Linked DNA regions of Homo sapiens: regions 1, 2, 4 and 5 are each linked to region 3. Evidence: chromatin loops called from intact Hi-C (ENCODE). Cell type or tissue: endothelial cell of umbilical vein. All regions are shown on one strand. Each heading gives the region's core, and the rest is flanking DNA. Links, peaks and the distances in the headings are about the cores only. Region 1 overlaps LOC107986849 (a long non-coding RNA gene). Region 2 overlaps PLXNA4 (plexin A4). Region 3 overlaps LOC101928782 (a long non-coding RNA gene). Region 4 overlaps PLXNA4 (plexin A4). Region 5 overlaps PLXNA4 (plexin A4).

The links. Hi-C counts contacts between places; a loop is a spot of excess contacts. Peaks named below come from ENCODE experiments on the same cell type or tissue, not always from the same donor. Only the 100,000 strongest peaks of a DNase experiment are listed, where the experiment ranks them.
Region 1: it touches region 3 in a loop (8-fold over the local background); 5 of 110 quality-filtered maps call a loop at or near these places.
Region 2: a loop joins it to region 3, with 8 times the contacts of the local background. A loop is called at or near these places in 4 of 110 quality-filtered maps.
Region 4: it touches region 3 in a loop (6-fold over the local background); 31 of 110 quality-filtered maps call a loop at or near these places.
Region 5: a loop joins it to region 3, with 3 times the contacts of the local background. A loop is called at or near these places in 57 of 110 quality-filtered maps.

What each region holds. Positions count from the first base shown.
Region 1 is chr7:131,859,262-131,865,444 of GRCh38, reverse strand. The region is part of intron 1 of LOC107986849 (a long non-coding RNA gene); the gene reads right to left. Among named protein-coding and RNA genes, the nearest start is that of PODXL, 310 kb to the right of the region's middle. In endothelial cell of umbilical vein, for the core only: no CTCF peak of the experiment used is centred there; a DNase peak (open chromatin) is centred at 3,274.
Region 2 is chr7:132,499,519-132,505,701 of GRCh38, reverse strand. All of the region lies in intron 2 of PLXNA4 (plexin A4), which reads left to right. Among named protein-coding and RNA genes, the nearest start is that of PLXNA4, 74 kb to the left of the region's middle. In endothelial cell of umbilical vein, for the core only: a CTCF peak has its summit at 4,733; DNase peaks (open chromatin) are centred at 3,531 and 4,771; H3K27ac peaks cover 3,552 bases.
Region 3 is chr7:131,942,563-131,948,745 of GRCh38, reverse strand. LOC101928782 (a long non-coding RNA gene) reads right to left here. Exons shown (of 6, transcript NR_110836.1): 6 at 1-15. Among named protein-coding and RNA genes, the nearest start is that of PLXNA4-AS2, 320 kb to the left of the region's middle. RefSeq lists a silencer at 3,183-3,242. In endothelial cell of umbilical vein, for the core only: a CTCF peak has its summit at 3,186 (motif pointing left); a DNase peak (open chromatin) is centred at 3,195; H3K27me3 peaks cover 1,209 bases.
Region 4 is chr7:132,142,394-132,148,576 of GRCh38, reverse strand. PLXNA4 (plexin A4) reads left to right here. Exons shown (of 32, transcript NM_020911.2): 26 at 1-34; 27 at 578-677; 28 at 1,877-2,067; 29 at 3,289-3,458. Among named protein-coding and RNA genes, the nearest start is that of PLXNA4-AS2, 120 kb to the left of the region's middle. In endothelial cell of umbilical vein, for the core only: a CTCF peak has its summit at 2,991; a DNase peak (open chromatin) is centred at 2,946; H3K27ac peaks cover 592 bases.
Region 5 is chr7:132,252,375-132,258,557 of GRCh38, reverse strand. All of the region lies in intron 4 of PLXNA4 (plexin A4), which reads left to right. Among named protein-coding and RNA genes, the nearest start is that of PLXNA4-AS2, 5.4 kb to the left of the region's middle. In endothelial cell of umbilical vein, for the core only: no CTCF peak of the experiment used is centred there; a DNase peak (open chromatin) is centred at 2,547.

The DNA of each region.
Region 1 (6,183 bases), core at 658-5,657, 83 kb after region 3:
CATGTGCTCACACACACACCCCCCTCTTGTGCCTGATGCCTCAGTTGCATAGAACAGGATGATTTAAGTCCTCTCTGGTGGCAGCATCTGCACCAGCTGCTGTATCCAGTGGAAGATGCTGTTAAATCTACCACAAATTGTCTAGAGATGGAGAACATCTGGATTCCTGGCAGGAAGATGAGAGAGAAAGCAGTTCTACTCCACATCCTACCCCTTGCTTGAAGTGATTCTCTTGCTCAGTGTTCTCCAATCCAGACACTTTGGCCAAATAGGCTGGTGCATGGGCCCAGCTGCAATGAGGCCTGGGAGTGTGAGGCCCGGGCCCGTGAGTAGCAGAAAATCTGGGATGAACTGCTCACTCAGCAAGGTAGAATCCAGAGGCTGTGCTTGCTGGCGGAGTCCTGGACTCCATCTCACTGTCATTTCTACCAACCTCCCCATGCCTCAGTTTCCCTAGTTGGGTTTCACACCAGCTGCTCAAGCAGTACGATGTGAAGTATGAAGATGATTCAGAGAACCAATTCCAAACCTCCAGAGGAGATCAGAACCTGCCATTTGAGTGCCTTGGTACCCAAGCTAATCTACCACATTTGGCTCCAGGCTTCAAATACAAACAGCTCCCCAGGGCGCTCTGCTCATCACTCCTCCAGGGCACCCTTGGATGGAACTTCAGACCTTTTCTGAAAAGTATGCCTGGCAGCTTCTTCCATGATGACCTTCCCAGTCCAGAACCTGCGGGATCCCCTGCTTGGAAGAGACCCACTTCCACTCCCCATTTCCCAGGCATGCCAGGGACCAGAGGGGGCTCTACCATATAAGCTGATGAATCTCCTAGTTCTGCTCCCTTGCTTAATAAACAAACATTTCTTCCTTGTTTCTCCATGTCCACTGCAGCCTCCGGGAGCCCAGGGCCTTCAGAAACTTCCATCCAGCAAGCAGGGAGAGTCTGGGAGCCCAGGAGGCTGCCTCCAGGACCACCACATCATCTGGGGCAAATCAACCCAATTCCTCTCTGCTTCAGTTTCCACGTCTGTAAAATATAGACAACAATCTCCCTCCTGCCTGATGCCCAAGGGATGTTTTGGAAAGCAAAATGAAGGCACTTTGGGTAGAAAATATTTAAATGTAAGTTGTTTGTAAAGTTTGGGGTTTGTCTGTTTGTTGCACTCAATTTAAGAACTCTTTTATTTTGTATTAACTCCCGTGAGATTATTTTGGATGAGAACAAGGCCTCTTTCTTGGGATCACTATCCTATTGGAGGAGATTAAAGAACCAGAGTAAAGTAGTAGTAGGACTAGGGAAAATAACAAAACAACACAAGCCAAAACAAACAACAAAAAGCCCCTCTGGAATCCAGAGACACTGAGTCTTCCAAACATCCCTGACAAAGCTCTTCCTCTCTCTGTTACCTTCATCATGGGAGAGGTGACAGATTGCAGGTATAAACTCCCTGCCCAAATGGCCCCTATAGTACTTGGCCCTTTTCCCTATCACTCTGCTTATAGTTCCAGAACTTGAATAAAAAGCTAAGAAAATAAGAATGTATAAAATAGAGTCAAATCTGTCTCTCCAGCTCATGAGTGTCAGCTAAGAGAGCACAGTTCAGGTACTACTGAAATCCTACAGGCTTCTGGATTGTGAGTGATACATCTCTCAAGCTAAAAGGTAGTTTCAGAGAAGAAATGATGGCCAGGCATTGTGGCTCACCCCTGTAATCCCAGCACTTTGGGAGGCCGAGGCAGGCACCTCACCTCAGGTCAGGAGTTCAAGACGACACTGGCCAACATGGTGAAACCCATCTCTACTAAAAATACACAAATTAACCTAGCATGGTGGTACTCGCCTGTAATCCCAGCTACTTGGGAGGCTGAGGCAGGAGAATCGCTTGAACCCAGGGGGCAGAGGTTGCAGTGAGCCGAGATTGCGCCACTGCACTCCAGCCTTGGCAACAGAGTAAAACTGTGTCTCAAAAAAAAGAAAAGAAAGAAAGAAAAAGAAAGAAAGAAGGAAGGAAGGAAGGAAGGAAGGAAGGAAGGAAGGAAAGAAAGAAAGAAAGAGAGAGAGAGAGAGAGAGAGAGAGAGAGAAAGAAAGAAGAAAGAAAGAAAGAAAGAAAGAAAGAAAGAAAGAAAGAAAGAAAGAAAGAAAGAAAGAAAGAAAAAAGAAGGAAGAAAAAAAGAAGGAAAAAAAGAAAGGAAGGAAGGAAGGGGATGATGATGATGATGAGAAGCCACTGTCACTACTATAGTTTATTGAGCATCTCATGTGTGCTATGAACTTTCCATGTTTTAATTCTAAGCCTAACATCAGCCTTGTAAGGCTGATGGTATTATTAGTTTCAGCAGCACTTCTCAAACTTCAGCATCTACCAGAATCACCTGGAGGACTTTGAAAACCCAGATTGCTGAGCCTCACTCAAGAGTTGACCATTCAGTAGGTCGGGGGTACAGCCCAAGAATTTGTATTTCTAACAAATTACTGAATGATGCTGATATTGCTGCTTGAGACACTGCGCTTGGAGAGCCACTGAGTTAGGTGTTCAAAGGAGGCATCATAAAAATTAAGTCATCTACCTATAGTCAAACCATTTAAAAACATCTGAGCTGAGATTCAGACCTAAGTCTGCTGATGCCAAGCCTTGCACCTGTATCTTGGAGTCTCATTGTCTCCTGAAGCTGAACCCCCTGCAGTTACCTAGAATCTGAAGCTTTTTGAAGAAGGTTTGAGGATAGAGCAAAGGAAAACAGGGCCAGATGTGTGAGACTTGGTGGAGGCCTGGGACTGCTTCAGAGGAATTCTGCAGACACGAAAGTTAACAGAAGTCATCCTGGATGCTTTGTTTATATGCCCAATTCCACCTCTAACCGGATGTGGTCCTCACGTGGTCCTCACGGACCATTTCAGGTCTGAAATTCCAAGAGGTCAATCCAAAAACTTGCCACAAGGTGACCTCTGAAACCTACTCCAATACTGTGAGGCTGAATCTAAGCCTTAATGAAGTCACTCGAACTGGTTGCTGTGACTCAGTTTCCTTGTTTATTGAAAAGGAGAGTTATTTCTATCACCTCAACGTCCCAGCTTGACTGTGTAAACAAGTGGTGCTTACAAATAAATGCCCAGTGCTCACAGCCCTTTCACAATGGGTGTCCTATAAACACCAGCCACCATCACCATTATTGGTGAGGTGCTGCGCTCTGCAAACTGGGAGGTTTGCAAAGCAATTTCCAAACATACTTCTCATTGTTGATCTTGGCAAGAGCTTTAAAACATTCCTGGATGCAAGCATTTCCTGCAGATTTTAACTCTGTTCTCTCTCCTGAAAGTTTGATTTGAAGAAAAAAAAAATGAGAAGAACCATTTTACTTAGTGGTTCTCTCATTTCAATAGCTCCATCTCCTGGTCCCTCTATCTCTGTCCCTGCCCCACCAAACACCATGTCAACAAACATTAATTCAAAGTAAATTAGGTTTTTTAAAATAGCAAGACATCTGCATATAATGTTGTTTTATCATTACAATCAGGCAAATTGTTTTAAAGCAAATGCAAAATTATTTCAGGAGGACTTTATGCCACATAAGACAAACAGGGCTGGGCAGGCCCCAGGCAGGCTGGCTGCACCCTGCACCTCGTCCATCCAGCAGGGCTACTAGAAGCAGGAAGGGACTCTGGAAGCTGCACCGTTGCTTGGTGTTCATTGAGTTCATAGCCCTGTGACCCTGACTCTGTGTGAGGTAATTCCCAGCTCTTAGAATCCAGCCTGTAGCTGGTAGAATCCATCTATGCCCTTCTCGAGACACAAATCTCCACCCAAGAGGAAGGTATTTACCCATGGGAGGCACTGGCCTGCTCCTGAATCCTGGGGAGCAGGTATCTCTCTTCATTCTGCCCCAGATTACGCTTTTGAAAATCCAAAGGCAGTTCTCAGAGTCAATCACATAGACAGAAGGGGAAAGGCCATGCCTTCACCTGTAAGTGCCACCTGATAAATGTCTTCTTCATTGTAGCCCCCCAGGAAAAAAGAGTTACTATTCCCTCACAAAGAGGCATCTTTCTTAAATCATATAATGAGATTTATGCAATCCATTTGATTCCCCTTTTTTGCCTTAGGTGCCAGACACCTCAACACTCAAGTATTCCATTGCAGTCACTAACGGAGCTCAGATTTTTAGTGTTATTATCTCTGCTCATTCTTCTATAGGGTTCTGAGCTTTTGTTTTGCCTTATTGAATGCATGCCATTTAAAGGATATCAGGCTCAGAGTTAACATTAACTGTGCATTTCAGCAGGAATGGAAAGGACCTTATAATGTTTTAAGGAGCTGGAACTGGCCCAAATTCATTAATGAACTGAACCATAGACCAATATTCCTAACAGGGGGTCTCATGGTGGTAGAACCATTCCAAAAGGGAGGTGAGAGGAGAACTCTAATACTATTTATTGAGTGCCTACTCTGCCTCATTCTCCTTAAATATCTTATTTCATGTAATTTTCACAAAAACCCTGTGAGATTGGTTGAATCCTTCCCTACAACCCTCAGTTGCCTCATTTGTAATCTGGAAACAGGTTTCCTATTCAAGTTCTCATAATTAGTTAGTGGGGCTGAGATTAGACACAAGATATGCCTGACTTCAGAGCATATGTCGGGCCACTGCTAGCTTATATAGCACTTTAGTGTAAACCCAAGAAAGGTGCCCCTGAGGGAGGACACAGTCTTACAGTGATGGGGACACTGCCTTCACATAAATAGTACCTACGCTATAGAGAGGGCATTCTTCTTCATTCTCAGAAACAGCCCTTAGAGAGGCAGAAACTGCTAATTATCATCAAGACTTTTGTTCTCTTTTTCTTTCTGGGCCACAACCCTGGGCCATATTTTCCAGTCCCTGAGCTTCTAGGTGGGACCATGTGACCACTCCTGTTGAATGGAAAGAGGGCAAGCATTATATATGTCACTCCCAGGCTGCGCACAGTGGCTCACGTCTGTAATCCTAGAACTTTGGGAGGCAAGGTGGGTGGGTCACCTGAGGTGAGGGGTTCAAGAACAGCCTGGCCAACATGGTGAAACCCCATCTCCACTAAAGTTACAAAAAATTAGTGTGGTGGTAGGCGCCTGTAATCCCAGCTACTCAGGAGGCTGAGGCAGGAGAATCACTTGAGCCTGGGAGACAGAGGTTGTAGTGAGCTGAGATCACACCACTGTGCTCCAGCCTGGGCAACAGAGTGAGACTCCAACTCAAAAAATAATAATAATAATTTTTAAAAATATGTCACTCCCAGCTTGGCCTGTGAACTCCTAGGCAATTCTCCACTCTCTCTCTTTCCCCATCCACTGGCTGAGCAGAAAACTTTGAGGACTGGAAGAGGATGGAATCATGAATTGGAAGGTCTCTTGAGTTACTGAATGACCTTGTGGAGCAGAGCCCATTCCACCTGTTTCAAACTGGACTATGATATAAGTGAGAAATATAATTGTATTGCGTTTCAGCCTCTGATTTTTCAGGGTTTTATGGTGCTTGATTTGCCCTAATGCAAGCCCAAACCATCTTGCTTCCTTTTAACAAGCTTGCCTAAAAAGATTCAAGTGACCGCTGGCTAAAAGCAATTGAAAAGGTTCTCACCCAAGAGAACAGAGACAGTGGGGAGACTGTTTCATTTCCTTATTCCTCTAAATAAAATTCTCCATAAATCAGCTCCATATAAACTTGTATTGTTTATATCTGTTACTCCAAGCCCAACTTTCCAGAACATTTCAAGTTAACTCATCTTTCATTGAGAGTTTCAGTCATACGTATGAGTCACAGAACTGTGGAGTATTAAAGCTGAAAGGCACCTCTGTGATAATTCTTGCAAATTTTGAAGATAAGAAAAATAAGGCCAAGATGTATGGCTTCCCTGGGGTCCCAGAGTCAAGGCTGGCATCCAAGGCTCATGACTCTAGGTCCAGGGTTCTTTGCTCTCCCCGAATGGATGGAAGCCATGCTCAAGCAGCTGAACACTGTGAACGGACACAGCTCTGCCTGTAAACGCTTCCTCAGAAAGAAGTGAGGGTGTTCACATTGAGGCTGTTCTATGGGTGGAGGCTGCTGGCACCCTCTACTGGACGGACTGGGTATGTCCTCTGCTGTCCAGTCAGGTCCAAATTGCTCAACTCTAAGTCAAAGTGATGAAGCTATGGCAACCCTCT
Region 2 (6,183 bases), core at 755-5,754, 560 kb before region 3:
TTCATTTTGCATTGAGTATCTCAAGACTCAGCAAGCTGAATGAATTGCCCAAGGTCACACATCTTAGGAGTGAGTAACAGAGCCACCAATTGAAGAGAATCCCCCTTGCCTGCAGGACACCCATACATGCATACATGTAATAAATTCCCCACGAGCATGCACACATATGCAGGCCTATGTTAGAAGACGGCAAGTTTATACTGTGCACTTACTAAACAACAACAAGTTCTTTTGAGACCAGAGGAGTTGGCAATCTCTGACAGTTTCCTGTAGAAAACTTTCTTAAAACCCTGACTTTTTGGGCGATGCTCTTGGGAGAAAAATCAGCTGCAGGCGTCCGTCTGGCTGCCCATGGGCAAGTGTTCGTGCTGCCGTTGCTTCCTGCCACAATACAAAAAGCCAAGTTCATCATGGAAGTCTGCAGAGCTGCAGGTCCTAACACCGTGTGGTAGCCTTGGAGAGAATAGAGGGAAAACAGCTTTGCAAGACAGGCTAATGCCGGGACGGGGAGTAATGGAGCAAGATAACAAGCTTTTGATTTTTCTTTTGGCTTTAATTAGCCCTTTCAAGTTACAGGCAAGTTCAGGGCCGAGAGTAGAAAGGAGGAGGCCAGAAACTCTGCACAGGCCTGGGGCTGTCTCTCCAGCCAGTCTGAAAAAGGCCAGGCTGGTGTTTAATGCACAGTATCAGTTTCCTTTGATTTGGCAGATACCCGAGTTCCTTTGCTCCCACCCTCCTGTTACGATTCCTTTGGAGTCGGCTCAGACCACACGTGTTTCGTGCGACATCGGCCAGGCCAGGCTCTGTGTTGCCCCGATGGCACCATTTGCAAACCCAGCTCTTCCTCAACTCATTTACAAGGCTGTTGGGTTGGTTTTCTTGTTCCCTTCCTGCCTAGAGGTGGAGGATGAACAAGATGAACTCTGGAGATCTCTCTTGTCACGGAGTCTGACACTCCCTTGAGCCCTGTGAATTGAGAACTCAGTCCCAGATGACCTCTGTCCTGTGGTGTTTCTGTTGTAGGAAGATGACAGAGGGCAGGGCAAGGCCCAGGAGGTTGGCTTTTAGGACTTGTATTTTGTAGGGTAAGGGGTCCCCTGTGGGTTTTATCATAGTTACAACTCTAAAAGCTTGAAGAAGGGATTTGAGTAGCAATGAATGTCAACTGTGCTCCAGGCTGTACCAGCTCTCTAAATTAGAATGCTCCTCCCATGGGGCTCTTCAGGCTTTTCTAGCCCTTTCCACATCCTGAGACCCACATTCTTCCCCCTGAACTCACACCTCCAGAACTCAGAGCCGGGATCCGCAAAACTCCTGGGCCACCTGCCTCCTTCACAAGGTCCCAGCACCTGCTTTGGCTGTGTTCATTTGGGGGATAGGAAGGAATGGGAAGAAGAACCCCTACTACAAGGCCCCTTGTGCCAGGGAGCATCCACAGAGCACTGGGCAGGCCAGAGCCTGAGGACCGCACAGAGGGAAAAGTCTTGGGCCGTTGGGGTAGAACCTGCTGACCTGCAGCCCCCAGAGAGCTCAGCTGTACCTCAACTTCAGGTGAATCAGGGAAGGCCGGCTGTGCTCCCATTGGAGATGAGGGCTGGTTGGCCAGGAGTGGCCTCCTCATGGGAATGTGTTGCTGTGGACATAAACGAACCTGTCACAAATGTACATTCCTGAGTGGGCACCAAGTGTGGAGGCTAGGGAAGCAGCTGGGGCTTTCTGGTGTCAGTGGAGGGTGGGAACAGCAGCTTCCGCCTTCACCCTCTGAGCCATGCTTTACCCCTGTCCTGGCTTTCTCCAGCCTGGGTGGAAAGAGGTCTCCCAGAACAAGTGGGTTAGTATCTGAAAGTAACTCTGAGGATCTCATGAGGACATGGGTATGAGGGGGGGTCCTAGAGGGTCTGTCAGAGCCCCAATTGTCTTGGGACTCAGGGGACTAGAGGTCAAGCTGAGACTGATTTGCTAATGAGCACTCATGTGGGGAATGGCAGTGATTTCATTTCTCAGTTTCTGTGGCTTATCACTGGTGCATCTCTATCCCCAGCCCCTTTTGAAGGCTGCCATCCAGGCTCCCTGAGGCCCCCTGTCTGCAGAGCATGTGACAGACAGTAAGGCTGGGGAGCCCACACCTGTGGCCTCTGTCATGTGCCAGGACCTTATGCAGGAGAAGGTGATGGCTGTCTGTCCTTCTCTGGGGGGGACCTGACACTCCTGACTTGGAGTGGGCAGCTGGCTGGAGAAGATGCTGGGTTTGACCAAGCACCTGGCATCCCAGAATTCCCCAGGCATAGGGTTATCTATACCTTCTCTCCTTTCTTCACCTTCCTGGGGCAACCTCATCCAACACTAACGAACTAGCACCTCTTAATAAACTAATGAATGGTGAAACATATATGGAGCCCTAGGGAAGGGCTTGGCAATGCACTCCCTCCTGGTGGATACCAAGCATTGTGGAATGGCATCTGTCTCCAGGAGCCCACACAGTGGAGGAGAGAGATGCACACCAGCAGGTCATTATGGCCTGGGTGATGGGAACAATGGCTGTGGTCATGGGAGTGACTGTCATTCACTCCACTTCAGTCTTCCCTGACTTTGGAACTGATTGAGCCATGGGTATGGGAGTCAGATAGTCTCGGCCATAGTACTGATTAGGCGGTGTGGAGAAAGGTGGCATGCAGAAGGTGCAGAAATCAGCTTCTCAATCTCCCTGTCAAGCCTTGACCTGAGTGTCCCTCAACTAGAAAATTTGGGTCCTTGGAGCAGAAACTATTATCCAGCATCACCAACTGACACCTGTCAAACCCCAGTAGTGGGAGCAGAGGGCAGAGACCTCCCGGCTGTCTGGAAATAACACACTGGAGTTTGCATGGTACCTGATGGTTAACAAGGGCTTTCTCACAACTTTTCTTCTCCCAACAATACTGTAGGATAATGGAAGGGCAGGCATCCTCTGCAGTTGAGGGAATGGAGGAACACAAAACTCAAGTGTTTCACTCAAGGTCATGTAATTAGTAAACTGAAGGCTGTTCTGTATCCTAATTCTCAGCTTGGTGCTCTTCCCGTGGTGTTTCACAAGAGTGTGCTAGCAGTGTCTGGGGTGGGCAGTTCTTGGTGCAGGGACTGCCTGATATTGTAGGGCGTTTGTGATCCGGGGCCCTACAGTGCTGAGCACCAGTGGAAGTTCCCAGCCACTACAAGACTAGAAAACCTCTCACATTTCCAGAAGCCTCTCGTTGAGAACCATTGCTAGACCCAGCTCCCACCTGACTCTGGAGTTTACCCACCAGCCCTGTGTAGTCCCACAAGGGCCACACAGGCACAGGAGATGGAGCTGTTTCTTTTTAACCCAAAGCTCCCCTTCCTGCCCTGCTGTGTGCATGACTGGGTGGCGATGGAGGTCCCCTTCCACGTGCCGTTCCTTTGACTCACTGGTTTCCTAGGCATGGCAGTCCTGAGCAGGAGACAGGGTCACCCCCTTGGACTTGGGCTGGCCTCACATTCCAGTCTGGGTGGTTACTCAGGTTGGTCTGGCGCCTGAGATCCTGAAACTCCACGAAAGTGAGCATCCGGAATGGCCAGGCAGGCATCCCAGGCTCTGGGGCCTGGCTTCTGCAGGTCTTCTTGGGGTGTTTTCTTTTCCCTGTCAGCAGGAAGCACAGGGCTCAGACTTGATGGGGTTGTATCCTGTTGTTTATGGCATTAGACGAGGCTTGCTTTTTCTGCTCAGCTCTTGTCCTCTCTAGACCTGGAACTCCTCCTCTTCCCCGCACCATCCTTCCTCTCTCATCTCCACTACACTTGCCATACACACCATGGCCCATGCCACACTCATGTCCCAATAAATGCACACATCAAAAATCTAACACATTGGTCTGAGTGCCCACCTCTCATGGCCCATGACCCTGTACTCCAGATTTCTTATTTAGCACTGGGTGCCTGACATATCACAGCCCCAATCTTTATAGAATCAAGTCTTCCCACTCTCTCGGAGATGGCACCTGTCTCAGGTATTTAGGTGAAAGGCCCGCCCACCTCCCTCTTTTTGGCCAGCAGGGTTTGCAGTAAAAGTCCCATCCCAGACTAGTGTGCATGGTGCTTTGTGTGACAGGTAGCTGAGCCCTGGGCGATGTGTTGGGTTTGGCAGGAGCAAAGTTGAGGCTGGCTTCCTAGGCTGGATGTACTCTCCCAGGATGCCCACCCTGGAGGCCATCGGGTCAGCAGGGAGTGAGGCGGGACCCAGGAGTCACACAGGCTGAATTTTAACGCAGACTGCTGCCAGGAGAGCTTAGCACAAAGTCAGGTTTGAGGATGTGTGCTCTCACAATACTGAGACATGGACTGCATGTCATGAGCCCGAGCACAGTGGCGTACACACCCATAGCACACCCATGTGCACACACCCATTCTTTCTGTCCTTGATGTCTGTCCTCCTCGTTGCTGTCTGTTGCTTTCTCTGTTTCTCTCCTCTTGCTCACTCACTCACACTCTTGGTGCACGGTCCTCTCTTAGCCTTTCTCTGTCTCCCTATTTCTGTGACTTGTTCTCCCTCACCCCCACACACTCTGCTCAGCAGCAAGTACAATGAGATTTCTCTCTCTCACACACACACGCCTCATGCAGTGTGAGATAACCCTGCCAAAATGGGAAGCCAGACCTCTTGTTCAATGGGCACATAGACCAGCCCTACTTAACAATCCAGATCTGGACTTCTGGGCCTTCCCTTCAATTCCTTTCGTCCTCACAGGGTGGCGTCTTGGCCGGGTTACTGGTCTAGGAGTCAGGATCTTTGGGTCTCAGCCAGTCCCAGCTTGTGAGATATCACTGGGCAAGCAGTTTCCCTTTTGCTTTGAATCACACATTTTATCTTCAAGAAGGAGATGATAAAAAAGTATCCTTTTAATAAAGAGTCCGGAAGCTCCTAAGGAAAGAGAAATATACAGATGTTAATAACGATAGACACACAGCCCCTTATATTCATAGGACACTCAAACATCTTCATAGCATCATCCTGTGTCTCCTCCTTTAGTTATAATAACCACCCAAGGGGACAGAAAGGGGCGTAATAATATTGCAGTGATTTCATGCTTAGAATTTTTTTTCCTTCACCAATACCTGCTTTTGAGAGATTTGGGCTGTGCTTAATGCAGGTGTGGTGTTTGGTATCTCAGGCCCTAGGATGTGCTCCAGCTGCCTTTATTATTATTATTTCCCCTTCCCCTTCCCCTCCCCCTCCTTCTTCTTCTCCTTCTCCTTCTTCTTTTGAGACAGTGTTTCACTCTTGTTGCCCAGGGTGGAGTGCAATGGCGCGATCTTGGCTCACTGCAACCCATGCTTCCCGGGTTCAAGCGATTCTCCTGCCTCAGCCTCCTGAGTAGCTGGGATTACAGGCATGCGCCACCACGACCAGCTAATTTTTGTATTTTTAGTACAGACAGGGTTTCATCACGCTGGCCAAGCTGGTTTCAAACTCCTGACAGGTGATCCACCCACCTCGGCCTCCCTCCAATTGCCTTCCTTTCTATATAGCACAGGTTATGAATGATAAGATAATGCATTTGGGTGACAAGACACATTTTGGGCCAGTGCTTGCTGCTGTTACCTTCACATGTCCCTTAGTTTTTGTAAGGTATAAGGGAAGGACTGCACATCACCACACCAGGCTTGTTTCTTTTATCAAGAAAGTCAGTGGAGAGAAGGAGAAAGAGACAACTGAGAGAGCTCTTCTCCATCTGGCCTCTCAATTTACATGTTTTCCCTAGTGTGTGTGGCCCTATGGGCAGGAAACGGGGTCAGTGGGAGAGAAGCAGCCCACTCCCTTCCCTGGTCTCTGTGCCATTACTGTGTCTCCGTCAGTGTTCCAAAATATAATGGGATTTGTTCGGCTGATTTATCCCACACGCAGGCAACATTACCCAGACCCACACCTAGACCCGAGGAGCAAGAGAGGAAGATACATTGCCGTGAGAGTGGGGCTAATAAAATTTATTTCCACTAATGAGGGAATGACCTACCCCATAACTCAGCCTGGGGAGCAGGGCCACTGCTTCCCAGCACCCACCAGAAAACACACAAACTTAATCATCATGGTATTTCTCACTTCAATGACAGCCCTTGTGGCTGCTGAGTCTGCCTGCCATAGACTCCAGGAGGGACAGTGGGATTTGGGATTGATGGACTGGTGGCATG
Region 3 (6,183 bases), core at 809-5,808:
CACAGCCACACCCTGCTGGAAATGAGAGGCAGCAGAGGAAGCTGATTAAGTGAAGTTAGGGAGCTTGGGAGCTTAGGAGCAAGGAGGAGGGGCCGACAGCAGATCAAACCTTGAAGGCAGATGCCCCAGGGAGGGAGCGGGGAAAGAGCAGGCCTCCTCCACACCACCTGGCTAATCCAGAGTCACCCAATCTGGGTAATATAGATGAGTTCTGATGATGAGATCCCCACATAACCAGATGGAGAAGCCCAGCCCCACAGCCTGGGGTTGCAACTTGCATGGCTACAAAGGCAAAAGGTTTCCCTGAAGATTTTCTCTCAGCCCGTACAGATCTGGGTCTGGCTTCAGAGTTGAAGGCAAAGATTGAGGGGTCTCTAATAGTGGGGTCCTGAGGTCCCCTGTCTCTGTGGGAAAAACATGGAGGACTTGCTAAACTTTGATCCCAGACTGTGGACTGATTATGGGCTACAATGGGAAAGGACCGAATTAACCAGCCGAAGGGGTCAGTATCTGACCTGTGGCTGACAAGGTCCCCAGATGCCTCACCAGGAACAGCCAGCCTTCACCTTCCTGGAAATTCTCCCATGCTTTCTAATCACAACTTAGCTGCTCAGTGTCTCAGTTCCTCCCGGGAGTATTATCTGTCATTTCAGCATGCCAGCACCCTGTCAAACCCATCTATTCATACAAATGTGCTAATAGGAGAGCCTTCTCTTTCTTCCAGAAGCTTCTGTCATGGGCAGAGGAGGACAGAAAAAAAGGACAGGAGGGGAAAATGGGAGAGGAGCATCCTGCAGCATTAGGGACCCACATTACAGTGATTGAGAGAACAGAGGGAATCATGGCAGACCCATGGGGGGTGGTGTTTACGACAGATGGGGTCTTGCAAGGGAACACTCTGCTCATCAATGCAGAGGCAGATAGCTAACATATCTGCAAGAGGACCAGCTCCTGGGAGCCATCCTGTGAGGTACTATGAAATCCCTGAATGTCATTTCACATGTCTGTATATTTGAGTCTGCATGTGGGGTGATGGAGGTGGAAAAAAGTTTACACTACCCACCACAAAGAATTCCTATCCAAGATGTGCCCATGGAAGTCACCAGAGACTCTCACCATCCCTCCTGGCCTGCCCCACCCTCTCCCTCCTGGGTGATTACCCCACTCTCCCTTCTCCCATTCCCCAGTCAAAATTCCAAGATCTAGGGCCTCCAACTCCATTTCCACCCATAGCTCTCCTTAGGGACTACCTTCCAGGGGCCCTGTTAGAGTGAGCTCATTTAAACAGTAAATGGAGTCACTCAGCAGCAGCTGGCAAGTGTTTTCAATGAGTTGGAAAATCAGGTTGAAGGTATCGTGAAATATGGTGCTTACAGAGAGGCCCAGACGCATGGGCTAAGTACTTTGTGATTAGGCCTGCCTTACCCATTCCTCCCTCCAGCCCCATCTCTTCACCCTCCTTCTTTCCTTCTCCAGAGTTTTTAAAGTTAAAATGTGCCTGCGTATTTTATTAATATCTTGTAAGAGAAGCTTCTTCAAGCAAACGGTTCTTTGCCTTAGGGGTCAATGTGATCTTTTTTGTACATGTGTATAGCAGGATATGTTGGGCTTGTAAATGTGTGTGAGTTTCTGAGTGTAGGTGCCGAATAAATGTTTATTGATGATGCCTACCTATGCAATCTGCATGGTGCTTGTATTTCTATTGCTTGTGCATTTGCACATCATAAACACAAACACACACACACACACACACACACACACACACACACACACAGGCTTGCTTCCAGAGCCATACATGCTCTATTTTCAGTTTCTGAGTGTCCTAAGAGGTTATATCCTGTCTAGATGGACGGACCGAGAGTACACTTGGATTTCTACCAAGATATATTCTCCTAATTCACCAGAACCCCCCGCTTCCTGCCCATCCCCTACACAGAGCATCTCACGCCATGCAGTGCAGGGAAGCACATTCCTCAAAGCTCAGCTGCCCACCTCTGAGCAGGTGCAAATCCACCCACTGCATCCTCCCATCCACCTTTCTCCCCTCTGACTTCTGCTCTCCTCCTAAATGGTCTCTTTTCCCCCTGCCTCCTCCTCCTCCGTTTCCCTTCTCCAGAGAGGCAGAGGTTAGGTGTGCTTGACCATGATTCACCAAGTGCAGACATCAAAACAGCAAAGGGATGTGGACACCATCTCCAGCCTCTCGTTTCATGGACTGGCTAAGGTTCAGGGATGCTGAAGGATTTCTCCCATGTGCCCAAGGTAGTTCACAGAAGAGCCTGCTCCAGAGCGTGTGTTTTCCCAGCCTTTCCCACAACCTGGCCCCCGGTGGAGGAAGCGGTTCCCCTCCACCGACCCCTGCCTCCCACATCAGAGGTACTGCACCCAATGAGTGCGGCCAACCAAGACCACCAGGGGATGAAATGAGTCACATCGACTGTCTCTAGGATGGAAACTTGGTAGGGATTCTGTTTCCTGTGAGCAGGAAGAACGCGAGATGAGACACAGGAGGACCGATCCTGCTGCTCTCAGGCCTCTCATATGACTTCACAGAGGACAACTTTGGCCCCTCCCCGCCCAGCTCTGGCAGGTGCATGTCAGTGGACTCTGTCCAACAGGCAGAGTCCACGGAAAGGAAGGACAAGATGATGTAAGCATGAGATCCCAGATGCTGGCCCTGGGAGGGGTTTTAGGGACCATCTCCTCATTCAGTGTCTTTGCATTACACAGAAACTGGGCACATAGAGGCTCCAGGACTGGCCAAGGCCACCGGGACCGGTCCCAGGCTTTGCACTCCCAGGGTGCTGTCCCATTTACAAACCCTCGCCGTCCATTCCTTTTTGGAGTGAGTCCTGGTGGCACTCCTATAGGAACAGCGTGTGGGGAGGCCTAGGTGTGGCCTGGCCTCAGATGAGGACACCATCCAAGTGACCCGGCCGCTGCATCCCTGCTCTTTGTGCCACACCCCAAGTCCCTTTGCTTCCCGGAGATGGAGCAGATGACAGAGGCGCACGGAGGAAGCGGGCCTGGGGACACACGGTGTGCCGAGCTCTTTCGTCCACCTGGGTCGACCTCCACAAATCTACTGCTCCGGGGTTCCCGCGCGGGTCCCCAGGCAGCCAGGAGGTGACGCGGTCGGCGAGGAAGGGGCTGCGGCCGCGCGGTTCCTTCTCCAATGACAGGCGCGCCCTCTGCTGCTAGAACTAGGAAGCGCGCGCCTGGCCCGGCTCAGAGCCCGAGCTTGGAACCCGCAGCCGCCCGCACCCTCCAGAGAAACCGGCTTAGAAAAGCCTGCCGCCGCGAAAGCAACCAGAGGCCCTCCCGCTTCCGGGGTGCTCTGAGGACTCAGACAGGAGGGAATAGAACCTGGGAGGAGAAGGAAGAGGAGCTACCTGAACTCTGTGAGGAAAGGGAGGGGATCCTTGCATTTGGGATTTAGGACAAAATCCTTGCATTTGGGATTTAGGCTCCTTCCCCATCCTTTGTCCTCTCCACGAAGCTCCTCTCACCCCAACCACCAAACTGTGCCCATGAAGTGAATGGCCCAATAAGGAGCCTGTGGGAGCCACAGTGTCTGGAGATTTTACTCGGCCATCTCTTGAGCCCTGGGAAAAGTTTTAAAATGTTCACTTTGGCAACTTCGAGCCTGGTTCAAAGCATGGTGTCTCCGCAGGAAGAGTACAGGACTGGGAATGAGGCCTCCTGGAATCTGGTTCCATTTCAACCACTCTTTTCCCCTGTGCTAAGTCCCGTGTCCTCTCTGTGGCTCAGTTTCCTGACCTATTTATTACATGGGCCTCTCATGTCCCGGAAAATTCACTGAGGTACCAGGTATGCTACAGCACTAGCAAGCCGTCGTGCCACTGCCCTGCTCTGGCTGGGTTGTCTTTTCCTGGAAATGGGCAGTGGTAAGAGGAGGGTGGAGACAGAGCCTCCGGCCATCTCCCCTGCTCCTCGCCCCTGCTGGGACTCCCACTGCGCAGTGTTTCCCTCTTACCTCTGGACAATCCCACAGACTCCTTCCTCCAGGCAAGGCATCCCCAAGGAAGTGCAAATAAAAATGCTGTTGGTGGTGGAGGCAACATATTCAGTGAAAATCCACCAAGGTTACTGGCTGAGGCTGGAGCAGGATGGGGGTGAGGGGAATACTGCTCGAGGAAGGCAGGAGGGACCAGGGAAGAGGTCCTTGGACAGCACCAGCCGGAGGGTCCTCGCATGGGGCCTTGGAGGCGGCAGGGAAAGGAAGCTTCTCTCTGATTTTAGAATGTCCGTGGAGACAGCCTTGAGTTGCTTTCCATGTCAGATCACAAGCATAGGCTTTGGGAAGAACTGGTGAACAACTATAAGGTGGCATTCTCCTTGTGCCTAGGACAGCTACTGACCCCCTCAGCCTCACTGACCTCATCCAGAAATTGCAGATGTAAAACCTACCCCAATGCAAGTAAATTCCTTCACCCAGTAAGCAGCATAGTAGTGCACAAAATTATTGTTGTTATTATTATCATGATCATCGTGGTCCTATCAGGCCTAACCCTCTCATTTTCTGCATGATGTTCCCTTACTTGAATTTCTGTTTCCTCATCAACAAAAGTCATGTTTGCCCCTCCTTAGTTCTGGGGGTTGTGGTGGGGAGGAGGAAAAAGGCATCCCAGGTGCATCAGCAGAGGAATGTCCCTGAAGGACCCGAAATGCTATTATTGAAGGCTAAATGTTCCGTGGCTAAAAGCTGCTATAGCGATCTTTGCATCCACTTGATTTGAATGGGCACATTACTGTAATGTCCCAGTGCTGCAGTCAACACGGGGAAGGTTGAGCTATTTGTAACAAGATGCATGAGCAGCATAAAGATCAAATGGTGGAAGAGAGCACGTCTGGCTCACTTGAGAAAACAGGGCTAGTGGCTTTGAATATGGCTGGAATCCATCCATGGCCGCCTGCCTCAGAAACCGCTGCCTGGGGCTTGCTGTAGGGAGGACTGGAAAGACAGGAGCAGGTGGAGAAAGAAGGCAAATATGAGGAGGAGAGAGACATAGACAAACCACTGGACACCGTGAGAGAGAATCCAGTCACAATTCCAGCTCCAGGGGCATTATGGATGCTGAGAGTCCCGTCCTCCACCTGCAGCTCTGAGAATACCACCTACCATCCAGCAAGCTTTCTCCAAACCCTCATATCTGGACTGAGCTCCTCATTCTTTGGTGTCAAGCTGTTCAGGTGAGCAGCTCTAGCCTATTTCTCCCCCTGTTCTCCTGTCCACAGGGACAGAGCATGCTACAGCCGCAGGTCTCCAAGGCTCCATTTGGAACAGAGGTGGGGGCGCGATTGATGCCCTGGAAGGACTAGGGAGGTGGCAGGAGAAGGCTGGACAAAAACACTTGCAGACCCTGATCAATACACCCTCCAGGCCAGCGCTGCCTTTTAAGTCATCTCCATTGCCCCCCATCAGCTCCTCCCCAGAACTTCATTTGAAACTAATATTGGGAAGGGCCTGGGAGGAATGTCATTTGGCTGAAATCAAACCCCCCATGGGATGACCAAACACTCATCCTCCTTTTTCTTTTCCTTCCAAACCCTGGGAAAAGCTCTGGGTCTTGGTTTTGTTATCTGCAGATTAAGAGTAGGAGTCCAGGCTCTCTAAGGACCCTACTCACTTCTACCTGGCAACCTGCATAACTCACGCCCTCTCCTGACATCACATGTGGCACGGACTCACACTCACGCTCAGCGTTCACTCCTATTTCTCAGCCTCATCTCCACACGTGGTGTCCCTTTGCCCTCCCCACTAGCAAGGCCGGTGCCTTTCAGCACTGACATTCTGATGGCTGCTTCCGCCCTCCCCACCCTCCCTCTTATCACAGGAGGCGTTCCTCCCAGCTCCCCCTCACCGCATTGGCTGCCTCATGCCACTCTTTTTTATTATTATGGCAAAATATTCATAACTTATTTTTTATCATTTTAACCATTTGTCAGCATACTATTTGGTGACATTAAGTGCATTCACAATATTGCGTAACCATCACCACTGTCTCATCATCCCCAGTGCAAACTCTGTACCCATCCCCAGATAACCTCTAATCTACTTTGTCTCTATGAATTTCACTAATTTAGGTTTCTCATATAAATTGAATATGCAGTATTTGTCCTTCTGTGTCTGGTGTATTTTGCCTAGTACAATGTTTTCAA
Region 4 (6,183 bases), core at 805-5,804, 200 kb before region 3:
TTGGAAGCGACTGAACACACTGGCCCACTACCAGGTGAGGGGAATGTGGAAAGGGGAGGAGCTAGCCAACTACAAGTCCCTTGCCCTGGAAATCATTGCCCTGGAATAACAGGGGTAGACACCAAGCCCCTCACCAGCACTCCATGTTCCCTTAGTGATCCAGAGGAAATTGGTGTCTCCCAGCCAAGAAACCAGGAAACCCTGACCTCTTTGGAGATAGCATCCTGACATGCACACTTTCTGCAGGGCATGGGCAGAGTCCCCAGGGAAGGCTCTCCTGAGAAGTTCCTCTGGGCATTTAAGGCTGGGTCATCTTCCAGGGAAGCACTGGGATTGAGAATGCTAGGGAGGAGCTCTTGCCAGAAGTTACTCCAAGAGAAGCCACAAAACAGAATACTTGTCAGTATCCAGATCTGTGTCTTGTTCTGCTCCAAGGAAAGCTGACAGCCTCCAAAGTCCCCTAGTTCTCCAGCAAGGCACCAATTTCCCCTTAGTGCCAAGTTCATCATGATTTGTCCTTATTTCCTGGAGTGGCAGAGCTGCTGTGCCTAGGCCCTGAGAAGCTTTTTCCCTGTAGGTGCCAGATGGTTCCGTGGTGGCATTAGTGTCCAAGCAGGTGACAGCCTATAACGCAGTGAACAACTCCACCGTCTCCAGGACCTCAGCAAGTAAATATGGTAAGATCCCACCGAGTGTCCTAGGGAGGCCTGGGTGTCCTGAGCAGCTGTTGTCATGACAGCAGCATAGCCAGAAGGCAGGAGACTCTTGGAGAGGGGAGATGGGGCATCAGACAGGCTGACCATCGGGGAAGAGAGCCAGGTGGGGGAAGAGGACCCTGGTTTCAGTCGGGCACTCTGATGCATAAGCAAGACCTTCATCCACGAGCAAAAGAAGTAAAGCCAACTTTCATGAATGTCTTCCAGGCTGTGTGATAGCTATTATCTCACATCATGTTCATAACAATCTAGTGAATTAAATAATTATTATTTCCCCCTATTATGCAGATTAGTACATTATAACTCAGGTGCACAGAGGCTAAATGATTTGTAAGAGCCACTGTTATTTTGCAGTGGAGTGCAGGTACAGACCAGGTGCGAGGCTCTGCAGTGGTGAGGAGAGGGTGCTGGAGGTGGGGTAGAAGCCAGAAGAAGCCCTGTTCTGCCCTATCTGTGTGCTTTGGGGCTAGTCATCTGACCACTATGAGCCTTGGTTATTTATTTATTTACCAGAAGAAGAGACTGAAAAATCTACCGACTGAACAGGATCATTCTAGATAATCAATAGATGAATACAGAGAATAGTGCCTGCACACAGTAGGACCGCCATTTCTTTTTCCTGCTCAGTACTCATTTCACAACACTTCACAAACACTGGCAGGAATTTCAGCAAATAAACAGGAATAATTGGCGCAGGCCAGAGGGGAGGACAGACGAAGGTGAGCAGGTTACCCAGTGATTACTCATCCGATCAGCGGTTATTGAGGGAGACAGGCTACCTGCTCTTAAGTATGTACTTAATTGGCTGCACAGAACACATCCTGAGACGTGACTTGAGAACTCTTACAAGGAAAAGCATTAAAAAAGTACAGGCTTATATTTTTACAAATTGAATAATTAAGGGTTGACACGATGCAGAGTACAGGAAGAAGGGGGAGATCTGAGTGGGTAGAATTAGCCACAGATAGTTTCCTGGAGGTGGTGAGAAAGGCATCCCAGTTTCAGGGAATGCACCAAACCAAGGCAAGGTGACAGCACCGACCAATGGCAGGAATGATCAGACAGTCGTTGGCTTCTGCCGGAGCAAGGGATGCATGGTAAGTGATGGGCTAAGGCTGTGTGGCCTCACATATGTCGGGGGGTGATCCTTGCCTTGGCAGAAAACATGATCCGGTACACGGGCAGCCCCGACAGCCTCCGCTCACGGACACCTATGATCACTCCTGACCTGGAGAGTGGAGTCAAGATGTGGCACCTAGTGAAGAACCACGAGCACGGAGACCAGAAGGAGGGGGACCGGGGGAGCAAGATGGTGTCTGAAATCTACCTGACCCGACTCCTGGCCACTAAGGTATCAGACTTGAGAACTGGGTGCAGGGAGCCCAGAGGCTATGGAGAGGGACTTCATCAGCCCACAGAAATGCCAGAGTAGCCAGTACCCAGCATTCATGCTGGTGCCCACTCTATTACCCACCCCAGGAGGCACTGCTGACCATTCCCCGTACCGAACCTCAGAATCCTTCTCAATCCAGAACTCCAGGCAAACCCTGCCAATACATCAGTGTTGGCATGCAATCTGAAGATTTGTTTCTACCCCTTCTCCATGCCCTTCTGAAATACTGAGACTCTAACTGCCTCTTTTCACATTCTTCTGCCATGCCTTATAAAAGAATGATTTCTTCTCTGTGGTATCATCTACAATCTCAAGTTGGGGAAGTCGGGGCTCCATCACGACTTCCCAGGCACCATATCTTTTCTTTTTTTTTTTTTTTTTTTTTTTTGAGACAGAGTCTTGTTCTGTCACCCAGGCTGAAGTGCAGTGGTGCAATCTCTGCTCACTGCAACCTCCTCCTCCCAGGTTCAAACAATCCTCCTGCCTCCCAAGTAGCTGAAACTACAAGCATGCACCACCACGCCTGGCTAATTTTTTTTTTTTTTTTTTTTTGTATTTTTAGTAGAGGTGGGGTTTCACCATGTTGGCCAGGCTGGTCTTAAACTCCTGGCCTCAAATGATCCGTCCGCCTCAGCCTCCCAGAAGTTGGGATTACAGGCATGAGCCACCGTGTCTGGCCTCCGGCACCATTTCTAATCCTGGTTCTGGGGACGTTGCTTGCCTGCAGTGCTAGTCTTTCACTCCTGAGACTGGGCTCAGCTCTGCTCTCTGCAGAGCCAAGTGAGTCACTGTTCATTAGCCAGTGTGAGTAATGCCCAAACAAAGCCAGCAGATTGTGTTTGTCTGCTCTGACCAAGTGAGTGTTCATTAGCATTTGTGAAAAGTGCTAAAATAACACCGCCAGAGGGTGTTCAACCAAACCGTGTTGTTGGCAGAGGAAGCCTTACGTAGGTCCAGTCATCAGTGTTATATCTCTTTTCCATGTGCAGGGGAAATTTAAAGCTGTTAGAGACAGATGAAATGGGAAAAAATGATTTAATGCATGGACTTACCCAATTTTACCCAAGTAGGGTGGGCTGTATACCATCCTCCCCTGCCTAGGTCTGTGAGGCAGGTTTTAAAAGCCATCCTCAGAACTACGTGAGTCGAGCTGTGTCTGGACGTATCCTGCCTCTCCAGGGCACACTGCAGAAGTTTGTGGATGACCTCTTTGAGACCATCTTCAGCACGGCACACCGTGGCTCTGCCCTGCCCCTGGCCATCAAGTACATGTTTGACTTCCTGGATGAGCAGGCTGATAAACATGGCATTCATGACCCGCACGTCCGCCATACCTGGAAGAGCAATTGGTGAGTGAAGGGAGGGCAGGGGGCACATCGGGAGCCCTGAGCCCACCCAGCCTCAAGTTAATGGTGGTGGGACTCTGGGCCTCCAGGAGAAGGGCTGGCCAGAGCCTGTTTTCATCAGCAGGGACTCTGAGCAGGCACATTCTCTGGTCCTCCCCATCCACTCTTCCTAGATTTTTGTGCTCACTCCCTCTCTTACTTCCCTCTAGTCAAATCTGTCTGTGCATCTTTCTTTCCTATCACTTAGTCAGTTAACAAACATTTATTGAACCAGCTGAAGAAGCAAGAAAAATATGCCAAATGTCACGGCCAGGACACTCTCCCATCCAAGTACCTCCTGGGTGCCTGTGATTATGCTAGACACGGGGCTAATCAGACATGGCCCCTGCCCTCAATGAACTGACAGATGAGGGTGAGAGGCAAGGAAGTCTGCTGGTGTGGGACAAATGCTATGGAAGATGGAGGATGTGTCGTGTGCAACCAGATCTTAGAAGGGCAATGTCTAACAGTGACTTGCAAGCAGTTTTGAAACACACTTAGGAACCAGCCAGGTGAACAAAGGGCATTCCTATTCTATTCAAGCAATTGCTCTCTTCTCTTTTCCAAGCTCTGTGTGGTGAAGAGACCTGCCCTTAACCACTATGTCTTCCTTTGAGACAACAGGATTCTCCAAGTACTAATTGACACTCTAGGTGTTCTCCCCTATGATCCCCTCTCTCCTTTTAACATGGATCATCCTTCCTTTCACTTGTGAGTAATTTGTATTTCAGGTTGAAATTTCAAGATCGCACATCAGTATTCAGCACTTAGTACGGAAGCTTGCATAAAGCTGGGTCTCAATAATTATTGATGAGATGCAGAGCCAAGGTGGTCTCTGGTTGAGAGCTCTACCTGAGGCAAAGCTGGCTTATCCTTTGTCCCATTGCTTCCAGAACTGCCTCCCTGTAGCTTTTCCAGATCTTCTTCCCCAGATCATTCTTCTGAGGCAGTGTGGGCCTGTTGCCCGCACCAACAACTGCTAGGATGGGCAAAGCATTAGGGCTCAGCGAAGCACCCTGGCACCTAGCCCTGGGCCCCAAAGCAATGCACAGATGAAGGCAGAAGTCAGGCTTTGGTACCAAAACTGTATTCAATGTAGTATACTCTGGCTCCTCATCCTCTTCACCGGGAGAAGAGACTATCCCTGCTGAATATGAAAAACCAGGTAGGAACCAAGGTTGAGACCACAGAACCAAAGCATGGGGTTTGCTCCCATATTAACTCCTAGTGAGAGAAGACCTTCGTTCTGGGGTTCTTCCAACCTTTCTGAAATAAGACTCAAAAATCTAGATTGCTCACTCAGTGTAGCAAAACTTTGTGATGCGATTTCCTCCTTTTAAAGCTGTGCTGGGTCTGATATCTCCCAGGACCTGCCTTTAGGTAAGATGCGTTTAACTCTTCTAGACTTTGTGGCGTGACTACTGGGAGCTGTTCAGTGGGGCATGTCCCCAGCCTACCAATCTGCTTCTGTTAGTGAGTCTTCCTACTTACTGCCTCCATTGAATGTTAGCAGCCTTCAGGAAATTTTTAAAAAAAAATGCTCTGCCCAGAACTTCTCTCGGTCCTAGCTGGAGAAAGTTGGGTCTTTCTAAACATTTCTACCTGCTTTTAGTAGCACAGTGCAAGAATATCACCTACAATGGTATCTAAACCATTTGTTTTCACCCCATCCCTCCTGCTGGGGCAAGGCCACCTCCAGGGGTGCCATAATGTCCTTGGAGTGGAGCCAAATCTTCTTGGATGCCAGCTCTTCCAAGTACTCAGGTCTGAGCAAAGGAAATCCCAGAAAGTAGACAGTTTCCCCCAACCCTGAGGACACTTTCCCCCAACCCTGACTTGATCTATTGCTATGCTGAGGAAGACACAGTCTGGGAATTTTAAGATCTGCATATTGACTTGGAGTTAATTGTCTCTGATGGAAAAGTGATTATTTTTTTATTCCTGGCCCAAGGTGTAACCCACCCTCTCCCCACCCCCTTCTTCCACAGTTCCCTACCTCTTCTCTTTTAAATAAACCTCCTGCTCATTTAGCCTGAGTGGCTGCAATCAACCAGAGATTAGTGCCACCACTAATGTTAATAATATGCTAATATTTCATTAGGCGGGAACCTCAGGTGGGTGCTGTGGCTTCCCTGTTTGCTGTGCCTGTCAGCAAAACTGGCTTGAGGACCGGGAAGCATAGGGAAGAAACAACCGGCAGAGCAAATGTGGACTCCCAGAGTCCCTATCCTTGGTGTAACTTGTGGAACAACAGGAAGATGTAAACAGAGATTTCGTTAGCTGGAAGTCGTGAGTCCTGCATTCAGGGCTCTGAGCCCAGCTGTCAGGAAGGCTGGGCAGCTGGAATGACCCCTACTTTCACCTGGGTGTTGTGGCTGTCTGAGCTTTCCTGGGTGCCATCCCATTATTTCCTATTAGGGATTTCCAGGGATGAAGCAAACACCGCCAAACATTTTCAGACCTCAATGCTGCCTGCCTGAGTCCCGCCCTGCACACTTTGTAGGAACTTAATAGATCCTTGTCGACTGATTGGCAGTCTTGAACATTAGGTTTTCCTGTATTAATAGCATTTGTTATTTGTACATGCTGGCTGCTGGGAGATAGAGCAAGTATAGAAATATTGTACTGGTTCTATTGAAATGATGTAATTCAAAGAATTTAAGTTCTAACGAGCAAGCCAAACACATAA
Region 5 (6,183 bases), core at 390-5,389, 310 kb before region 3:
GGCAGGGGCTATGGTCAGGCAGGGTCTCCTGCTCCTGGAGTCATTGAGAACACAGGACTTTCACTTCTGCTCCTTGACTCTGCTCCCAAAAACAAGCCTGCAGCAGCCACTGCCAGCAACGGCCTGACGCCAGCCCATTCGTGCTGAAGTATGAGTGAGAGAGAGCCCACTAGGCAATTTCTGATAAAGAATGAAAGCAGGAAGAAGAAAAGGGAAAATCTAATAGGGAGCTGAGGCATGCAAAGCTAACCTTTCATACCCTGTGGTGTCACCAATGCCACCCTTTGCTCAGCCCCCGGCCGCCTTTCGTCGACACAGCAGCTATTTGGTCTGCACTGTTTTCAGATTCCCTTCACTCCTTGAAGAAGCATTGGCCAGAGAAGCACCAGGGGTGGGGAGACCCTCTCCAGGCTTTGCTGAGTCTCAGTGACCCGACATGAGGGCAGACCAGGGTGGCCTTCCAGGCCAGGAGTCTTGCAGAGATTAGATGGGCCCTACGGGGTGGAGCTTTCTGTCCAACTTTTCTGCCTTCAATGACCCTTTTCCAGCTACACCCTCCATCTCAGAGAGCTGGCTTTATTAAGGCCCATGCTAGCCAAAGATGCCTTTGCATGTCAATGATTTTGCTGGATTCTCCCTTGGCTGGACCAGGGTGAATGGCACAGAAAGCTGAGAGGGACCCTTCCAATTCCTCCATCTACAGACATTCTGCAAGGTCAGACTGATTCTTCAGCATAGCTGGAAAGACGCCTCGGAAAACATGGCCTAGTAAACCAGCCCACGGCCTTCCCTTCAAATCTACAGGGCCACAACTGAGCATCTGTGTCAGAACTAATGGCCCACTCAGTTCTAGCAGCCTGGGAGCCCTGTGAAGGTCAGGTTGTCCTAAAGAATTGGCCCACCTGTGGGCTCCTGCTGCTCTGTGTCCCCAGACCATACCCTTGGCCCCAAGACAGGATGTAGATTCCCTACCAAGCTCCAGGCAGCAGTTGCCTCAGGATATGGCCAGCCCTGAAGTCTGCAGCCCCTGGATCCAGTGAAACAATTCCATAATTGGTAAAGTCTCATGAAGTCAGACATACCAGCCCCTGCTGGGTTTGGCCAGGGTGACATTGCACCACCACACTGAGCGATTGTCTAGAATCTTGCCAGGCCCCAGATGATAGAGAGCCTTATTTGGAGATGTGTGTCATGTAGAAGGAGACAGACCTTGTGAGGGAAACATGTTGGCCAAAGAGTGATTATAAGATATATTTGAATGGAAATTCTCCAAGCCAACTCTGCCTTCATCATTGTCCATGATGTTTGGGACAACTTGCCTCTGCAACCAATTAGGCAGCTGCAGCTCATCACGAGAGAGTTACAGCCACCTGGCCCCTGCAAGAGAGGGGACTGGAGTGGAGAAAGGAGGCTGCGCCATGTCATAGAGCAGCCGTTGGTCACAGACACCTTGTGTTAGGGACCTGGCACTGCCATTCACAGGCTGCGTGACCTTGAGCAAGTCGCTTAACCCCTCCCAACCTGTGTCTTCATCTGTAAACTGGAGGCTGTCCTCCCTGAGCTGGCTACCTCACCAGAATGTGGTCATAGGCAACCATGGCTGTGAAATTGCTTATGAATGGGGAAGCCATGTACAGCTGTCCAGTGTTATCTCTATGCTCACCCCCACCCTGTCCCTGTGCCCCCATAGCCTTCCACCTGCCGTATCACTCAGATTCCAGGGCAAAATGCATAATCCTCAAATCACTAACTCCTCTGCTCCCTATGGTCAAGGCCAGTTGTCCCAAACCCAGCCCATTAACAGGGTCATGGGTTGGGGAATGAGTGGAGGAGTACAGGGCCTTGAGAAAATACAGATGCCCAGCTCCTGGGAATTTTGATTTTGCTGCTCAGAGCTTGGCCCAGGCACCAGCATCTTAAATCCAGCAAAACAGAATCTACTGTTGATTCTGTTGCTCAGTGAAGTTTGGAGCCAATTAACCTAGACCCCAAATTCCTGCCTTTCCCTCCTCCTTAGCACCTTGTAAGTGCCTTGATTCTCCCCTTAAACTGTGAGCATCCCTGAGGGGTGGCCCACAACTCAGCAAACGGTGGCATGGTGAACTTGCCTGGGGAGGCACACAACCCAAACCAGCCCCACTCTGCCCCAGACCCTGGTCCAGGTTAAGCTATATTCCCAGCAACATCCGAAGCAGGCTTAATGGAGGAGAAAAGCATTCGAAAATGAATTCCACGTATGGCATGCTACCTGCCCTGAATTGTCACATCCGTTTTCTTGCTGCTGCCTCAGCCCTGTATCCTGCAGGTTTGTTTGCAAACTCAGCAAATGCCCCATGTTTAATTGTGTCTGGAGGCTGCATCCTCATGTCCCTGTCACAGCAGGGGCTGCTGGATTCTGTGCCAAATACCACCATGCTGGGCCTCACTGCCTGACCCTGGCCTTCCAGACGTGCCGTGCCAACTCATGTCCCAACATGCCGGCACACAGCACGGCCTCTTGTACTTGGCTAGGAGCCAGCATGATTTCCTATCCCAGACCCAGGGCACGCTTTTGGTTATGCTTGTTCACAGAGGTCAGGGGAGACCCTGATTAAATAAAGAACACAGATAACCTTGACCTCATTTCATCAGATAGTTGGAAGTGTTCCCTGTCTTTTCTTAACTTTTCCAGGTGCTGGGGCAATAAAACTTACTTGCTGGGGTTTTCCTCTTTTCCTTCCTATGCAATTCAAGAGCAGAGCAAAAGCTCTCAGAATAGCTGAAGAGAGGAGAGAAAGAGACAGGGAACTGGTTGGAAAGTTCTGGGGCTGTGCTGTGTGGCCAAAGCCCTATTGATAGGGAGGGGTTCTTTAGGCCTGGGGATCACAGGGCATCACCCAGTGGAGTCAGTGGTCAGGTTAGGAATAAGACTGTGAGATCCCATCACAAGTTCTCTTCAGTTCTGACTCCTTTTCCAGCACTTACATATATGGTAACTGAGGGCTGAAGTATTCAGCAATCACAGGGACACATCTGGAAACCTTTAAAGTTGAATTTTAAAATTGAACTTTGCATTAACGTGAATGTTGTCTGTCCCAGGAAAAGCAAACCCAAAAGATGAGTTGGCCATGGTGGTCGTGCCTATAAGGACAGATGCTGGGTGTTAGGTTTGGATGGTCTAGGACTGTGTTGAGTGTTTTACATGTATTATGTCATTTAATCTGCATAGCTTTCAGAGGCTTGAGAATGTTGAGTGCGCCTGACCAAGCTCTTAAGTGGCAGAGTTAAGATCTAAGCATCAGCTCTCAGACTGCACAGCCCAGGTCCCAGCAGCAGCAGGTCCCAGGTCCCCTGTGACCCACAGACTCCTGACTAACATTCAGTTATTAAAAGCCTCCACCTATCTGCTGCCCCTCCCTGTGGGCTGCTACACTTTTAGATCCTTCTCCCAGGTTCTCCATCTACTGAGCTTGTCTGTCATAGGCAATGGCATTTTGGTATTGGGGGTTGTCTGTTGCTGTAGCAGAGGCCTGAATGGACAGAAATAGGGTGGCTGAGACTCCCGGCCTTCCCCCAGGCCACCCCCCCTGAGAATGGGCCCAAATTAGCCTGGAATTAGCCTCCTCCTACCCCATCTCCACCCCAGGGCCAGCAATTATTTCTGAGCTCACTGAACCCCTAGTCTAAATATAGCTCTAATAGCCATTTCTCATTTTGGAATGGGGAATCTATTCTGAGCCTTAGTCGGATATAGATCAGACTCCCCAGATGCGCAAAATGTGAAATGGATGCATTATCCGTACCACCACCACCACTCACCCCTTGAAAACGAACTTCCTAATGGAAAGCAACTGGCCTACTACTACAGTCCGGTGGGGTCAGCTCCTGGCAGATGGAAGCGGGAAGCTCTGCATTACGTCTGCAGCCTAGAAAGCATGAAGGCTGGCACAGCGCCGCTGGGTCCCCTGACTGTCCTCCCAGTCCCACACAGAGAAAGGCAAGAAGGGACGTTGCTGAGCACTGACAACAGGATTTAATCGTCACCTAATACTGCTCCCTTTATGCATAGGAGGAAACCGAGGCTCAAAGACACATTTTTGATAAGTGGCTGAGCCAGGAGTTGAATCTAGGACTTCAGAAGCCTGTGCTCTCTCCATTCTCTCAGAAAGGATGTGCACACAACCCTTTACTCACCCTCACAATTGTTTATGTTAATGATAGATAGAAATGGCCACAGTAAACTCTAGTGGTTTCATAATTCATCATTAGAAGTTGCGACAATTTCCTTTCTTAGAATTCAAAGTATATTTCAGATTGATATCACTGTACTTTTTTGAGATCACAAGAGCTAGGGAAAGGGCAGAGCTGAGGGTCCCTATCATACAGATAGATGAAGTAACCAAGATGAGAATAAAATTGAGGGAGATCCTGGAGTGACACTCCTGGAGATTTTTCCAGCCTTAAGATAGTTAGTTATGATGGAATCTTCTGGCTTGAAAGGACAATAGAGATCAATTTATGTTGAACACTGAAAGCTAGACAGATGAAGACAATTGCTAAGGGCTTGCAGAAGTAAGGAACGGGTCTAGGATTACAGCCCAGGTCCTAGGACCCCCAGCCCAGTGATGTCCCAGCACACCATGACTCCTCCACATGGAAACTAAACTGATGCACACATAGTGCGTGATAGCGTCTGCACATATGGGGGCTGTAGGCAGAGGTGCCCTGGTCCTTGCCCAGTAATTTCTGTGGAGAGATGGAGTCTTCTCCATGTTGGGTGGAATTGGTGTGGGTTTTCTGCAGGAAGCTTCTGGGCGGACAGGTGACATCACTGAATAAGGCATTGCCAAACAATGACTTTCCCACCCAATATGGGATAGTTAATTTTATAAGGAGAAAACTCCCCCATGGCCCAGGGCTCACTTCTAGGGTGCTACTGGTCAGAAGGTGAACCAAGAGGGAGAGACCAAGCAGACAAGAGCCCTTTCCATAGTTCCAGAATATTAGAAATCTTGTGGGTATAAAGAAAAGTTGGGCTGGGCATGGTGGCTCATGACTGTAATCCCAGCACTGTGGAAGGTCAAGACAGTCAGATCCCTTGAGGTCAGGAGTTCAAGATCAGCTTGGCCAACATGGTGAACTCCTATCTCTACAAAAAAGAAGTACAAAAAAGAAATTAGCTTGGCATGGTGGTGTGTGTCTGTAGTCTCAGCTACTCAGGAGGCTGAGGTGGGATAATTGCTTGAACTTAGGAGGCAGAAGTTGCAGTGAGCTGAGATCGCGCCACTGCACTCCAGCCTGGGTGACAGAGTGAGACTCTATCTCAAAAAAAAAAAAAAAAAAAAAGAAAAAAGAAAAATTCAAGCTGTCACCCTAAAATAAATTTTGAGCTGCACAGTTAATTTAGTTTAAAAGACTAAAGGTTAAAGCATCTTTAAAATATTATTTTAATTTCCCAAGTCAATAATACCCTGTCTGTGAAAAATTCAAACTCTCCAAAGTTAACCACTGTTAGCAAATATGTAACTCTCTCTCTAGAAGTTATTCTTTGCACGAGGTTTGCATATATATGTATACACAGCTGCACAGTTGTCTTTTGAAAACAAACATTGAGTCTTAATATACCCTTTTTATAAAATTTGTTTTTTTAACTCAAATATGAATCATAGACATTCATCCATCTTAGTACATACAGACTATTATCTTAGAGTGTAGATGTGCCACGATTTTTTTAGCCAGCCCCCTGTGGATGGATATTTAGGTTGTTTCCAAACAGACATTACTACATACAAAGCCACAGTGAATATCCACAGCCAACCACCGGTGTCTAGGTGCTGGTATTTCTGCAGGAAAGATTCCAAGAGGAAGACTTTCTGGGTCATTTTAGGTTTTAGTAATAACTGCCAAATTACTCCTCAAAATGGTTGTGCTAATCTAAACACTCACCGACAGTGCATAAGGCATAAAACCCTTTTAGAGGCCAGGCATGGTGACTCACGCCTATAATCCCAGCACTTTGGGAGGCTGAGGCAGGTGGATCACGAGGTCAGAAGATTGAGACCATCCTGGTGAAACCCTGTCTCTATTAAAAATACAAAAATTAGCTGGGTGTGGTGGCGTGCACCTGTAGTCCCAGCTACTCAGTAGGCTGAGGCAGGAGAATCGCTTGAACCCAGGAGGCAGAGGCTGCAGTGAGCCACAATC